Linked DNA regions of Mus musculus: region 1 is linked to region 2. Evidence: chromatin loops called from intact Hi-C (ENCODE). Cell type or tissue: left cerebral cortex. All regions are shown on one strand.

Evidence for each region. Peaks named below come from ENCODE experiments on the same cell type or tissue, not always from the same donor. Only the 100,000 strongest peaks of a DNase experiment are listed, where the experiment ranks them.
Region 1: a loop joins it to region 2, with 2.1 times the contacts of the local background. A loop is called at or near these places in 2 of 42 quality-filtered maps.

Annotation. Positions count from the first base shown.
Region 1 is chr8:23,988,011-23,990,510 of GRCm38, forward strand. The region is part of intron 5 of Zmat4 (zinc finger, matrin type 4); the gene reads left to right. Among named protein-coding and RNA genes, the nearest start is that of Gm51564, 56 kb to the right of the region's middle. In left cerebral cortex, no CTCF peak of the experiment used is centred here; DNase peaks (open chromatin) are centred at 1,287 and 1,569; H3K27ac peaks cover 888 bases.
Region 2 is chr8:24,385,626-24,388,125 of GRCm38, forward strand. It overlaps Gm30633 (a long non-coding RNA gene), which reads left to right. Exons shown (of 3, transcript XR_378810.2): 2 at 1,047-1,237. Among named protein-coding and RNA genes, the nearest start is that of Gm30633, 4.7 kb to the left of the region's middle. In left cerebral cortex, a CTCF peak has its summit at 1,009 (motif pointing left); a DNase peak (open chromatin) is centred at 1,003.

The sequences.
Region 1 (2,500 bases), 400 kb before region 2:
CTCTTCTGTAGATGTATACTAAATGCTCACTTTGCATCTGTGAACAGTCTAGTGACACATCCTTTTACTGGGTGGATTTTCCTCTGAAGTATTCAGGGGAGTGCTGCTTCCACTTTTGAATATCTCACTTCTGCATGTCATCCTTTTCCCTTACGATGGCCATTGTGACCCCAGAGTGTGCTCACAGATTATTGCTGCTATTGCAATCTCAGAGTGTGCTCATAGATGCTTGCTGAAAGTATGCTCAGCTACTCTGTTACTTTCTATTTTATTTTATTTTATTTTATTTTATTTTAGGTTTATATACATCTTGTAAGCCCCACAGTAGAATGCACAATGCTATTATGTTGTGACCCAGAATTCTGCGGTAATATTTAGAATCTTCCATAGAACTAACTTCTGCTATTAAAATTATAACAACTTTGAAGATAACCTTTACTTTGAAGTGTTAGAAATGGCCTATATTCAAACTTTAGTGGCCATATACTTAAAACATTTCAAAAATATCCTGCCTCCACCCTAGATTCAGGGCTCAGATGTGTGAGTCTAGGAACTGCTTGCATTTCTAGGAAACCTTGTGTCCATCAGCATGTGAGGCCTGTGCGCATATGTGCATGTGCATGTATATATGTATATATATGTATGCCTGGCTATGCTCTTTACCTAAGTTGGTATTAAAATAGCCACATGGCTATGCTCTTTACCTAAGTTGGTATTAAAATAGCCACATGGCAGCACAGCGCGCTCTGTCTGTGTGTGTGTGCATATGTGTTTAAACTTTTTGTTTAAAAATGTGCCTGATGTAAGGGATGTGTCGCCGTGCATTGCTCTAAGAGTGTCAGTAGAGATCAGGATCGATTCTCCTCAAAGCCAGGGCTCAGGCATAGCTTGTGGCAGAACACATACTTGCACAGTAAACATAAGGCAATAAACTATTGAAATAAATTCTACCCACATCTCAGGGCCTAGGAACAGTTCACACCTTTTTTATCTTGATGAATTTACTACTAATCATTATTTCCTTGTGAGTCTGGTCTTTTCCTCTTTACCCTGGCTGCTGGAAAGCCCAAAGCCAAAGTTTGTATTAAAAAAAAAAAAAAAGAAAGAAAGAAAGCTACAGCTTTCCTCAAACATGCCTTTAAACTATGAATACTTTATATTTTTTTTTTCTTTTATACTTGATCCAGAAATAGGGAAGTGAGCCAAGGGCTCTTTGCTTATTGTAAAGAGGCTTCAATTTAAAGCTGCATCAACTCCTTTTTAGAGGTAGACTTATTCCTGGATTCCCTAGAAAATAGAGCTGGAGACAAAAATTAGAAAGCTTACATTTGGTTTGCAAAGTCCAAAACCCAGGACAGGAGAAGCGAAGGAGAAGATAGATGGTGTGGGAAAGATGGGAAGCCATAAAGAGGGATATGTGCAGCCCCTGGCTGCCGAGGAGCTATGAGACAACGGAACCATCCTAGCAGGGATACCCCTTGGTATGTGCATCATCCAGCAAAACAGGAAAGAGGAAAAGGTAGAAATCTCCTTATCTAGCTCTATTCTGATATTCAGTGGAGGCAAATCAGCCTGGAAGCTTACCATGCTCATACTTCCAGGTCACTTCTTCCAAGCCCTTTGGGTGGTTGCCTAGAATGCTAGATTTCCTAACCTCAACAAAGTTTGTCCAGCAGCAGCAGCAGCAGGAGAGGAAGGTACAAGTGACTCACTGCATATAGTCCTATGGTAAGCATTTTAATGACTCATAGTGAGTGGGCATCAAGTCCAGAAAACTGTCTGGTTTAGGAAATCCAAGAGGATTTGCATAAGGTAAACAAGTGAATAGTAGGCAGAAGGTGAGAGGGGAAGGGCCAAACTTTACTGAGCCCATTTAAACTGGCAGGTGAGGGACTGAGTTAGGAGAATGATGGGTAGAAACCCCATTAACTAGAGCATAGGCCAGGGAACATGTATACAGAAGTATGGTGACGGGAGTGGGGCAGAGATCAGGATTAGTGATGTTGAGTTGGAGGTCCCTTCAACAAGGATGACATCTGTCCACTAGACATGCTCATCTGGAGCTTGGAGCAAGTCTAAGTCTGGCTGGGTGGACGTCAGATCACACACACAAAGCTGTAGTTCAAATCCATGAGTGGGTCAGACTGGGAAATAAAGGCTGGATAGTGGACAGAAGAATACCAGCCTATGAGGAAAACCTATTGCTTGCACATGGTAGGGATGCCTGGAAGGAAATAGGAAAACTTGCTAATAGTACAGAGCAGAGCTTTCCAGTTGTCATAAATAACTTGTTTAGCGTAGAGCCTGCTTCACTGCCTATCATTTGTGTTATCACACGACTGGTCCTTGCTTCTGTAAAGTGACCCCCAAAGCAATTATGCTGCCGCTCAGAACAAACAAGAATGAGAACGTGAATAAGGATAGTGAGTATGTGCGGCCTATTAGGACTGCGCTTGGAACATCAACTGCATCGTTCTTGGCTTCACAATAATGCAGTGAT
Region 2 (2,500 bases):
CTTCCTCCAGGAGCTTGGTAAATGGCCGCAGGCTCTGCTCCAGACTGAGTTAGGTGGTGTCATAAATGAGCAGGAATGGCTCCCTTTCTTCTCTGTCTTTCTTTGGGGTGTGCATTATTGAGGAAGGAACCCAGTCCTCCTGCATGCACACTGGGTAAACGCTTTACCACGGAACTATATTCCCCGCCCCTAGGTCCACAGTGCATCTTACCTGCTCTTCCCTCTCGGGGCCTTAGTTTACCTGAAGCACAAGTTGGGATTTATATATATTAGGCCTACTTAACAGCCAGCTAAATTGCTTCTGTGCTGTACAATCAATAGCGGAGGGAAAGGAAAAATGTGCGAGATTGAGAAAGCAGACCATCTTCACCGCGGCTTTGGGTTAGTGTTTGTAGCCTGCTGTCTGGCACTTGTTCCTGATTGGAGTTTATTGCTCAACTGCTAATAGAGAAAATTCCAAATCAAATATATGAAATTGATTGCGGGGGTCAATTCCCAAATAACTTTCAAAGCAGAAGTGCTATCTAAGTCATCTCATTGCAAGCGATGATAGCAGAATTACACATTGCTAATAATGAGTTCAATCCGGTCACGTACATCACTCCTTTAATGGCAATGGTGGCGAAAGGTTAGAGAGCTTACCAAAGTGGCTTATTATATTTGACATTTATCACTTGACTGACCAAACCTTTCGATAACAATTTGAGGAAATGAGGTCTTCTAATTTGAAAACAAAGACTAAATGTGTTCAGTTTGAATTCTTTGGTTATGTTGAGCAAAGCAAACAACATTCTGCCATGTGATAACTCTTTTATCAAATAGAGAATGGTTGGAGAAATTCTACATGCTAAGGGAGACAGTACCATACTCAAGGGCTTGCAATTCTTGCCAAGTTTTGGAATGACAAATAAAGATTTACAAATAAAGGTTTAAGACAGAAACTCTAAAAAACACAACCCAGCCTCGTGCTCCACTTGGCTTGCGGTTGGATGTGAGCGCCCCCTGGTGGTTTCTACTGCTCTAACTGGGCTGTTGATTTCCAACAGGGCAGGTTAAAGGACTGGGGGAAAACAAAGCAAGATCAGATCAAACAAAACACACAGCAAAGAAGCAGCAACAGTCACACCATGGTATGAGGCCAGCAAAGTGATTCAGCATGGTAATGTGTGCAGCTGAACTTCCTTTATAGAATGTCTTCTCTCTCCTTCAAATCCTGTTCTCTAATTTAAACATACATGTAAGTGTATATATTTTGTATTTAACATATTATATATTTAAATATTAATATATTAATATAAACATAAATTTATATATAACAGTCATATATAAAATGTATATATAAATATACTTTAATATATGGTATATTATATATTTACATGTATTTAAAATATATGTTTATATATGACTATATAATTTTATATAAATATAAAAAGGTTACTTATGTATAAATATATATATAGTTTATATTTATATATAAATTTTAAAGTCTATATAATTATATAAATGTATAAATGTATAAAATTTACTATATATGAATATGTATTTTATATAATATATTTATGCATTTATATATTTTGTATAAGATATATTTTATATTTATATTTTATATAAACATATTTATATTTTATATACTCCACATTTATATTATATATTAAATGTGTAAATTATATATAATTATACCTAAATCAATATATAATATATGTCAATGTATTATATAATTAATAATATATGAATAATATATATTTGTATATAATTGTATACTAATATTATATAATTTAAATTCTGTGATATATACAAATTTATAGAATATATAATTACATAACTATATGTAAATGTATATATTACATATTTTTTACATATATATATAATTTCTGCCTTTAAGGTAACTTTGGCGAAAGCTCTTTGTCCTCAGCCTACAGCTCACAAGCAGGTAGACCTTTGCCTGTTCATACCAGGTGGCTGATCACATTGCTACCCATTGTTGTCAAATAACGTGGGGAAGAGGGGGTTCTGAGAAGCCACATTCCACCTCAGAGGAACTCCGTATCAAAACAGTGACTGCTTCATTGTTGGAGGGGGATGTGCTTTATTTTGTTTTGACTCCTGAGACAGGGTCTCTCAGTGTAAACCAAGACAGTCTCAAACTCTGCAGTGTGTGCTCTTGAGTGTTAAGGTCTGTTAATCTGCCTGCGCTGCTGGAGTGTTTAACCCACGTTGCTCTTCCTTTACGTATCTGCCAGTGTTCCACAAACTTCCAGTACTTCCTACTGACATCCCACTAGGGAATCAGCCCTTGGACACACAGACCTTTGGGAAACACTGAAGATTGTAGTTACAAAGAACCCCTTCACCTTCCGAATTGCACCAGTGCAAAGAATGGGGTGACCCCTTTGAGAGCTAGCCCTCCAAGGGTTTGCCACCTTGAGAGAATACCTGGAAAGTGGCCCTAAGGGGAAGCCTGTGGTCATCGCTGCTGGTGGCTTGAGCTTAGATTCCCTGC